Regions from separate parts of the Homo sapiens genome. Here region 1 is linked to region 2. A link is a loop called in an ENCODE intact Hi-C map of the cell type or tissue named here. Cell type or tissue: MCF 10A. All regions are shown on one strand. Each heading gives the region's core, and the rest is flanking DNA. Links, peaks and the distances in the headings are about the cores only.

Region 1 (5,380 bases), core at 239-5,238, 200 kb before region 2:
AGATGAGGGGGAAAAATAATAATAGTGTACTAAACAAAACAAATGTTTATTTTTCTCACACATAAAAATCTAGAGGTTGAAGTCCAGGGCTGGTCCAGAGGCTCCAAGGATCTGGGATTTAGACTCCCTCTTTCTTGTTTTTCCACAGCATATGGCTTCCATTTCTGGGGCCACATTGGTCCAAAATGTATGCTGGGGCTCCAGCCATTGCATCCATATTTCAGCCACAGGAAGGAGGAAGTGGGGAAGAAAGGACAGGCCCCTAATACCTGTATAGTTCAAGAAGACTATCCCGCCCATACTTCCCAACCACCCTTAGTTGAACAATGCTGTCTTAATTCAAGACACTCACATGTCTAGCCAAAAATCTGAATTCTGTTACAAACAAGGAGAATAGAGATGTGCGCCACCTCAATACCTCATCCATAGCTACCTTTTCCTTTGTGCAGCTGTGGCCAAGTGAAAGCTGAAGGAGCTGTGGTAACCCTTCTGAAGGGAGGCTGGGGCCTTTCACAAGAGGCTGCATGATTGACATTTATCCTGCATGGCCTGTGAAGTACAGAGAAATATTTTCTCTTGAAGCCACATCATAGCAGTGGCTGCTTTGTAGCCTGATTCCACCATTATGCCTTTAAAGTGCCTAGCAATTCAGCCTTCACATCATGCAAAGAGGAATATCTCCCAGTCTTTGTAAGATCAGCTTAATTCTAACCACCTCCTTACCTCCCACTGCACTCCTACACGCACACACAAATCTTCTTCACTCAGAGCAGAACCATAACCCAAGCCCTACCACCTAGAGACTGAAGAATCAGGCTCATGATTACAAATATGCAATAATTTTTTGTGTGGATAATGTCAATGGGGATGATGGTAAGAGAATTCCTTGGTTTACACATTGACCCTCTTCCCTGTCCCTTACAATCAGGAAATATTTGTCCCAACACCTTGTTTCTTCTGTTGCAGGCTCCTGTGGCTGTCTTGTCATGATATTGTTTGCCTCTGAAGTGAAAATCCATCACCTCTCAGAAAAAATTGCAAATTATAAAGAAGGGACTTATGTCTACAAAACGCAAAGTGAAAAATATACCACCTCATTCTGGGTCATTTTCTTTTGCTTTTTTGTTCATTTTCTGAATGGGCTCCTAATACGACTTGCTGGATTTCAGTTCCCTTTTGCAAAATCTAAAGACGCAGAAACAACTAATGTAGCTGCAGATCTAATGTACTGAAAGGCAAACCTTTCTATAATTTTACAAGGGAGTAGACTTGCTTTGGTCACTTTTAGATGTGGTTAATTTTGCATATCCTTTTAGTCTGCATATATTAAAGCATCAGGACCCTTCGTGACAATGTTTACAAATTACGTACTAAGGATACAGGCTGGAAAGTAAGGGAAGCAGAAGGAAGGCTTTGAAAAGTTGTTTTATCTGGTGGGAAATTGCTTGACCCAGGTAGTCAAAGGCAGTTGACTAGAATCGACAAATTGTTACTCCATATATATATATGTGTGTGTGTGTGTGTGTGTGTGTGTGTAAGATGTCTTCCTATCAAAAAGATATCAAAGGCACATGGAATATATTTTAATAAAAACAAATAATATCTCTAATATATCCACACATTTGTTGCCAGATTTCAGAAAACTGAGCTGCAATCGCTTTCCTAAAACAGTAGTGTATTAAATGAACATCTATAAAATGTATCAACACACATTTTAAAAAATTTGTTTAAAGTATACTCTTAGGCCAGGCGTGGTGACTCACACCTGTAATTCCAGCACTTCAGGAGGCCAAGGTGGGAAGATCATTTGAGTTCAGGAGTTCGAGTTACAGCCTGGGCAATAAAGTGAGACCCTGTCACTAACAAAATTAAAAAATAAAATAAATATAAAATATAGGCTTTAAAAAAGCATAGTCTTATTAACCATGTCTGTTGGTCAAAATCTGCAAACTCTAAAAGAAGAAAAGAAGAAAAAACCAAGCTTAGGGTATTTTTCCTCCCGTGCCTGAGTCCCAATTACATTCACGACAGTACTTTCAATGAACATAATTGTTAGGACCACTGAGGAATCATGAAAAATGATCTCTGCTTAGTACATTTGATGCAAAATGACTTATTAGGGGCTGTTTTTCTAGCTATAGTGTCTCGAGTACTAATATGCAATTATGAAAATTATATTAAATCTGGGATTATGACGGTATCACTGTATCATCTTGGTCTTGTTCTGGCTGTCACCAAGCATGACCCAGGTCAACTTTTTTTTTCCCCTGAATTACCCATCAAATTGATCTGCAGCTGACTAAAGGCCACAGCTGAGCCTGGAACTGACCCTTCCTTCATCCTCAACCTGCTGTCCTCCAGAAAGCACCAAGGAAAAAGCAGAGAATGACAGCAAACAGATCACTAGGCCTCTGACCACAGGTGCTGAGTACTCAGCAGCCCTCATATAATAGGTTTGAAAGTACTCCTTAAAATAAAACACTGTTTCCCTTTGGAACTATTTACAAGGATGAAACAACCGTATACCTGAGAAATAACTTGCTCTGGTGTCAATTCGCTATTCGCCAGCAGACATCAGAACACACCGAGTTTCCAGATGCTGGTTTTTCCCCTTAAATCAGGAAATACACCTGGACAATTTCTAGAAGACTACAATTCAGTCTAGCCACAAAGGGGATTTTTTTTTTTTGGTAACAGGCTAGAGCCCGGTTCTGTAAGTCTTTAGCTGAAATGGTCCAGTACAAAAGCACTGGAAATGAGTGGGCTAGGAGGACAAGGACCGTCTCCTGCGTGAGGAGTTGGTTGGAGGTCCCCAAGGCCAGGTACCCCCTGCACTCTTATTGGATTCCTCTCTGTCTTCTTGGAGTTTTGAAAAACTCCTTCGAACACCAGGCTTTTTTCTTTAGAAAACAAGTCTCCAATCGTTCTCTGTTCCGTAGAAAGAGAAAGAAAACCTGGAGCAGCTGCTGAAAAATCTAATGAGGAACTAAGAGGCAAACCCACCATGTTCCCTGGCTGGAAAGGAGAAGCAGGGCTGTGACAGACACTCAAAAGGTCCCTGCAGAGCACACCGCACACAAAATAAAGCAGGAAACAACCCGGCACCAGCAGCACCGGTCTCCCTCTCTTCTCGCAGATGAAACGCATAGTCCCCAGGCCTATGGGGAGCCCTTAGAAGAAGGGTCTGGCCAGGACGCTCATAGGCGGCTCCCACTCGGTGGGAATCAAAGGCCCCGGGAATGACATTCGTTTTGCTGGGACCCGCCCTCCTTCCCCAGGTGGCAGCTAGCCTTCTCACAAGGTCGCGGGGCCCCCTGCTGGCCCTGGGGAGGCGAACACCATGCCAGGTGGGGAGCCTGTTTAATTGTCTCAGACACCTTCATGTCATCAGTGAGAACATCAGTGCTGATGATGCTGCCAGAAAGAATGGCAAGAAGAATGTATGAACATCACCCTAGGTTTGTCCAGGTGGACCCAGCCAAGGCAAGACGTGTTCACCGGAAGAGGAGCAAGCTTCAGAATGAAGCGAAAACAGATGCAGATGGTGCATTAGAATGAAGAGGAGGGGCACTCCTTACATCCGGGCGTCTTACAGTTGGCAGAGGTCTTTTGCTCTTGCGGTCGCATCTGTTCCTCCAGGGAAGCTGCTTCCGTGTCACATTCCAGGTATTCAGGGCCCCTCAATGAGGCCAGAGTATCATACGTGTACACAATCAAGGCAAGGGACAGTGCTATTATTCTCCTCTCCCTCTTGCCCCTTTACCTGGCAAGAGGCTAGGAGAGGGAGACCACCACCCCTTCTTAACCCTGGTGGAGACAGAGGGTGCACTCTGGCAGCGGTAGGGTGCACCAGCTCCAAGGTAAGCGTGGCTTGCTGCTAGAATGGATATTTGTCCCAATCATTTACCTAGAGAAACCTGAATGAGAACAGAGGCGTAGACTCCAGAGGGTGGAAAGTGGGGCGGGGGTGGGGGGAGGATTAACTTCCCTCTCGATTTTCCTCACCCTCTCCCCTTCCAATAAGATCCAGTGTAGTTAAAACAGTGCATCTGTTATAATAGAAATGCTGCTTCAAGACCAGGCCAAAGCCCGGCCGTGTTTCTCTAACGGCCTTGCTGCCCCTCATCCCTTCTATTTACATATCCTGGGGCCTGTACTAGTTCAGTGCTCAGTGTCTGCTCTAGAGACATGCCCATTTTCAAGCCCCATCAACGTGGCAGTTGGTCCCGGCTCAGGGCTGATGGGCCACCACCATCAGTGACAAGGGACACAGCAATGCTGGTCAATTTAAAGGGCAGACAGAAAGACTGGGCGGGACTGGGGTTTCTGCTTGTGGGCCAAAATCCCCCCTTGGAAAAAGCCCTCTTGCTCCTGTAAATACTGATGTAAACCAAATTAAATTATATTTTGATTTACAGACTTAGTGATAAATTCCCACCAAGGCAACCAGACACATCCATGGGTGTCACAGCTCAGAGCTGGGATTTACTAGCTTATGTGGAAAGTCCAAAGACCCAAGTCAGAAATCTCCAGACTCTCCCCTGCCAGTCCTACCGGACAGTATCAGGCAATAGTTATAGAGACCCCAGGGTGGAAGTGAGGTGAGGGTGAGCTATGGTGCAGTTAAAAGGCAAGTGTCTTAAGAGATTGTTTCTTTGCTTGAATCTTGGTCTGAGGGATTTTGACCCACTCTGAAAGCAGTAGACAGAATGAGTTACAAGTTTGTGCACCCCTCATTCAGCAAAAGTCCACTCTTCCCTCTGTGAGCCACGAACCCGACTGAAGAGAAGAGTGAGAGACTTGGGAATTCCTGCTAGCGGTGTTCTCTCTCTCCCTCCTCTGGTATAGTTTGTCAGTGGGTTCGCAGAGGAGGAGGCTTGGGCCCCTCAAGTAATCTAAGCCAGTGCCCTACCAGAAACGTGCAATTTCAGGGCACGACATCTGCCACCCTGTTGTTGCACTCTCCTCAGGTTCCAATTTATCATGAACTTTGCAAAAAAGGGTAGCATAGCTAATCCAGAGGTGTGGATTCCGGGATGCCATGGCTGTCTGATTTGCACTTAAATTTGCCATCTTTCTATTTAGCCAAGTGTAATGAATAGTGTGCCTTAATATAGGGAAGGACGGTGTCTGCTGCACATCCCAGGCCAGAAGCTCCAAGAGAATCAGCTGTATAGACTTTCATTTGCTGCCATATAGCTGCCCCCTTTGCCCTACTCCTCTGCAGTCACCCTTTCACCCATGGAAATTCGATGTGCTCTTCACCAGTTTCCTCTTCTCTGGAGCACAGTTAAACAGCTAAAGTACATTTCCCAGTCTCCTTTGGAGTTGGGGCCATGTGAGTGTGGCTGTACCAATGACATGTTGGTTGAAGTGACCT
Region 2 (5,380 bases), core at 226-5,225:
CTTGAACCCAGGAGGCAGAGGTTGCAGGGAGCCGAGATCACACCACTGCACTCCAGCCTGGGCAACAGAGCGAGGCTCCCTCTAAAAAAAAAAAAAAAAAAAAAAAAAAAAGACATTTATTTAGGAAAGTGATTCCAGGCAACAGACTGAAGGACTGAAGAGGGGAGTAGGGGAGGAAAGAAAGCCAGCACAGGTGCATTATCCGCCGGTCACTGCCTTAGGTAACTGAGGCTCAATCCCGCTAGGGGCTTCTGAGGCACTGTGTAGAAGGACCTCAGAATTGTCCACTGAGAGAGAGAAGAGGGAGGTCTTCACCCTCCAGTTCCCATCCCCAGCTCATCAAAGGGTACCCCCTATCACGGTAAGTACCCTGCAAGTCCAGAAGGCAACCAGGAGGCAAATGTGTCCTGTGCCACGCTGCAGGATCCAGGAAACGTCAGGCAGCCAAAGCCAGAGCCATCAGCCACACCTGCACAAAACTGGTTGCTACAGCAGTGGCTGAAGTTGCAGCTGGGCCAACAGGATGTGCAGCATCCATTCAGGTCTGTGTAAGAGTAGGCGAAGTTAAAGCTAGAAAAGTCGCGTTAAGATTATATTGTAGAGGGCCTTAAACATCAGCCCAAAGCTTTATTTGCCACTAAGGATTTCCACACAATGCAGTAATATAAATAGCAGTACCAAGGGGGTGATTTGAGTTCCTTTCAGTCGCCTCCCTCAATAAACCCAATCTGCCATTCTCCAAAAAAAACAAAACAAAACAAAACAAAATATTATCTTAGTAAAAACAATGCAAGTCACCTCCTGCTCCTCTCATTAATCAGTTGCCATGCTTAAGCCACTCTATAGAAATACTAAGCACCCAGTCAGGTGCAACTGTCTCTCTTACCCTTCTATGAGGAAACTCCAATAAATAAATTGTTTTAATGTTTAGATCTCTGTGTCCATCTTTAAGATAAAAAAAAAAAAGGCGAAGCTTAGGAACCTTTAAGGAAGAAACCAGTCAAGGTGGCTCATGCCTGTAATCCTAGCACTTTGGGAAACCAAGGCAGGAGGATTGCTTGAGTCCAGAAATTTGAGACCAGCCTAGGCAGCATAGCATAGACCCTGGAAAGAAAAGAAAAGAGAAAGAAAAAAGAGAAGAGAAAAGAAAAGAAAAGGAAGCAGGGGGAGAGAGAGAGAGAAAGAGAAAGAAGATAGGAAGGAAGGAAGGAAGAAAGGAAGGAAGGAAAGAAGGAAGGAGAGAAGGAAAGAAAGAAAGAAAGAAAGAAAGAAAGAAAGAAAGAAAGAAAGAAAGAAAGAAAGAAAGAAAGAAAGAGAAAGAAAGAAAAAGAAAGAAAGACAAACCAGTCAAGAGGGCCCTCCTTGTTCAATCCATAAGGAGTCTTCAGATGATAGGGAAGTTCCATTCTAATTTCCAAAAAGACTTAGAGGAATTATTCTCTGATTTGCCACTATTCAGAACAGTCTGGGAAGCATTTCCCTATCTCCTCCTGACTCTGGTGGCACACCTATATGAAAATCTGCCATGGTTGCTGTCTTTGTCCTTTTGTGGTAAATTAGATTTTCTTGAACAGTCAAAGATCAAAGGCAAGATGAGAGATTAAGATTTATTTTCTTATATGAGTCATAGCCTGGATCACCAAACAGAGTTCACCAAATGTTTTGAGCAGCGATGACATGACTGAGACAAGATTATGGAGTTCTGGTGTGACGTTTAATTAAAACTCTTCATCTGATCAAGGGCACTGTCACTGTTGGTGACAATGTAAATTACCCATCACCCAGAAATTCTGCCTCTGGGAATTTATCCTAAGACACTAATAAAGAATGTGGGCTTACACTTAGCTACACGAATATTCACCAGACTGCTCTTTAAAAAAAGCAAAAATTGAGAAACAGCTTAAATTCCCAAAAGAAAGGGATTAGTTTTAAAAAAAAAAAAAAGATAGATGTAGGGCTGGGCATGGTGGCTCACACCTGTAATCCCAGAACTTTGGGATTCCAAGGCAGGTGGATCACTTGAGCTCAGGAGTTCAAGACCAGCCTGGGCAACATGGCAAAACCCTGTCTGTACCAAAAATACAAAAAATTAGCTGGGCATGGTAGTGCACGCTTGTGGTACCAGCTACTCAGGAGGCTGAGGTGGGAGGATGAGGCCAAGGTTGCAGCGAGTCAGATCACGCCACTGCACTCCAACCTGGGTGACAGAGTATAGACACCATCTCAAAAAAAATTTTTAAAAGATAGGTGTTCCATGCTGCCATAAATGTAAACACTATATATATGTACACACACACATATATTTATATATTATACTCTGACATAAGGTTAAAAGAATCTGTAGTATTCCCCAGGTTAATATTGGATGGATGGGATTATGAATATTTTAGATGTTCTTTTTGCATGATTTTCACATTATGAGCATGAACTTTTATAATCCAGAAAAATAATGAAAAATATTCACTGGTTAGGGGTGCAGTTTAGAGTCCCATTGCTCAGGCATAAAGTGAGCATAAATTTCCCTCTTTTTCTGTCTGCAGCTCATGAAGCAGTTTAGTCCAACAGACATTATCCAGCTTCTCTAGGGCATGCCCAGCACTGCAAACTGCTGGGGATGCAAAGGTGAAGATGGGGTACGTTTCCTGCCCCTGAGGGACTCAGGCCGAGTGAGCCCATATACACCTCAACAGAAATGCACTGGACATCTCAGGGAAGCCTAGAATTTGAAGCACTCCTGGGCCTCCCAGAGACTAGATATTACATTAAAGTGCGTTGTAAGGCAGCACTATACTAATGTAGGCTTCCAAATGCCTCCCATCGGAGGAACCGGCTCACGGGAGAAGCTAAGTGCTCTCAGGAGAGCTGGGGTGTGGAGTGAACAGCACGTGAGGAAATGGTTATGTGACATCTTTATGGCAGGCACATACAGGCAGGATTTTTTAAAATGCCGCAGCTATCCTTCCAGTAGGAATACTCATCCGATAGAGTAATAATACTTCCCTCCTATAGGAGAATACTACAAGACACTATATTAAAGGAAGACATTTCACTTTCCTTTGATACTAGACATCTTCTATCTTCTTGTCTGAATTTCAAGTGTGCTGATGCCGATTTTCTTCATTGCAATTGCATGCTTCCCTCTAGTGTTCGTCTATATTATTACACCCTGTTGTAATAGGTTGAAGATGGAGGGGAGGGAGGTCTGGGGGAAAGTAAATGTATAGGGCATGGGATAGAACTGTCGAAAGCATGCAAACAATAGCCACTTAAATGGTGAAACATAATCAATGGTCCAATTTTTTCTGTAACAATAAAAAATGTTCTTGTTTTGGGTCGGAATAACGACAGCTAATATTTATTTATCATGTGCCAGGCACAATGCTAAGAGCATTGCAGGTATTAAATCATTTAATCCAATAGAAGAAATAAGACGTAGTGTTTCATAGATCACTAGGGTGATTATAGTTTAGAATAACCTATTGTATATTTCAAAATAGCTAAGAGAATAATACAAATGTTTCCAGCAAAAAGGAAGGACAAGTATTTAAGGTGGTGGCTGTCCCAATTACACTGATTTGTTCTTAACAAGTTATATAAATATATTAAATTATCATATGTACCCCCAAAACACATATATCTATTATGTATCAATAAAAAATAAAATTCAAAAAAATTTCATCCAACAATCCAAAGAGGGAAGAACTATTAGCTGCTCTGCGCATGTGCAGTGCTTCAATGTCACATCAAAACAAAGCAAAATCAGGGAAGAGAGTGGTTAACGGGCTACAGAGCAACATGCCTAAGTTTTGTTGTGACTTCTGCAATACATACCTCACCCACGACTCTCCATCTGTGAGAACCTACCATTGCAGTGGAAGGAAACACAAAGAGAATGTGAAAGACTACTACCAGAAATGGATAGAAGAGCAGGCTCGGAGCCTGGCTGACAGAACAAAGACTGCATCTCAACAAGGAAGAACACCTCCTACTCTGTTCTCTGTTCCTCCTCCTGCAGGAGCGATGATCCAACCTCCCCCCAGTCTCTTCCTGTTCCTCACCAGGTATGATGCCAGCACCCCAGCTGGGGGGCCCTCCCATGATGCCAATGATGGCCCCCCCCTCCTCCTGGATGATGCCAATGGGATGTGCTCCTGGAATGAGGCTGCCCATTGGAGGTGATATCATTTGGCTCTGTGTCCCCACTCAGATCTCACCTTGAGTTGTAATAATCTTCACATGACATGGGAGGGACACGGTGGGAGGTAATTGAATCATGGGGGTGGGTTTTTCTCATGCTGTTCTCGCGATAGTGAATAAGTCTCATGAGATCTGATGGTTTTATAAAGGGGACTTCCCCTGCACACGCTCTCTTGCCTGCTGCCATGTAAGATGTCCCTTTGCTCTTCCTTTGTCTTCCGCCATGATTGTGAGTACTCCTTAGCCATGTGGAACTGTGAGTCCATTAAACCTCTTTCCTTTATAAATTATCCAGTCTCAAGTTGTCTTTATTTGCAGCATGAGAACAAACTAACACAGGAGGCCACATGCCAATGATGCCTGGGCCCCCAGTGATGAGTCCTCCCACCCTCCCACAATGGTGCCCACTTGGACCCAAATGACTCGACCAGACAGATAAGAGTAGAGGGGAGGCCTCTTTAGATCAGTTTTATATTACTTGTTCTGCTTCACAAGGAGATCATGGTGCTGTGACTCTGGGTATTTTCTTAATAGCATGACAAAGAAGACTTGCTCCTCCTTCCTATCAAAGAGAGAATAGTATTAGACGGGAGAAGTGGGACCAGAAAAAGTGCAGTTTTCATTTGTATTGTGAAATGTGAAAATAAAATTATCGACTCTATCAGTTAAAAAAAAGAAAAGCAAAATCAAGGGGCATATGATGGACAGAGAAAGGAATATCAGAATGAAGATACACGCAGATGGCAGGGTCAGTGCTCTATACTGCTGTTACATTAACTGTTGTTAATAATATCTGGGTGGGGAGCTTTCAATTTACCCTCAAAAGTAAACCATTTCCTTTCCTTTTTAAAAAACAACTTTTTTAGGATATAGTTCACATACCATACAATTCACCCACTTGAAGTGTACCATTCAGTGGTGTTTAGTATGTTCACAGAGATGTGTAAGAACACCACAATCAATTCTAGATCATGTTCATCACCCCTAAAAGAAATCACACACCCATCAGCAGTCACCGCCCATTTCCCCAAACTCCACCGATTCTAGAAAATCATGACTCTACTTTCTTTACAGATTTGCCTGTTTTGCCTATTGTATATTTCATACAAATAGGATCACACAATACATACATGGTCCTTTGTGACTGGCTGCTTTTCTTTAACATAATGTTTTCAAGGTTCAT

What was found. Peaks named below come from ENCODE experiments on the same cell type or tissue, not always from the same donor. Only the 100,000 strongest peaks of a DNase experiment are listed, where the experiment ranks them.
Region 1: a loop joins it to region 2, with 5 times the contacts of the local background. A loop is called at or near these places in 3 of 110 quality-filtered maps.

Annotation. Positions count from the first base shown.
Region 1 is chr3:150,923,788-150,929,167 of GRCh38, reverse strand. CLRN1 (clarin 1) reads left to right here. Exons shown (of 3, transcript NM_174878.3): 3 at 967-2,601. The coding sequence ends at 1,232. Among named protein-coding and RNA genes, the nearest start is that of MINDY4B, 21 kb to the right of the region's middle. RefSeq lists an enhancer at 2,762-3,262. In MCF 10A, for the core only: a CTCF peak has its summit at 3,320 (motif pointing left); a DNase peak (open chromatin) is centred at 3,307.
Region 2 is chr3:150,719,248-150,724,627 of GRCh38, reverse strand. ERICH6-AS1 (ERICH6 antisense RNA 1) reads right to left here. Exons shown (of 3, transcript NR_121675.1): 3 at 4,482-4,759. It also overlaps the pseudogene SNRPCP3. Among named protein-coding and RNA genes, the nearest start is that of ERICH6, 18 kb to the right of the region's middle. In MCF 10A, for the core only: a CTCF peak has its summit at 3,147 (motif pointing left); a DNase peak (open chromatin) is centred at 3,147.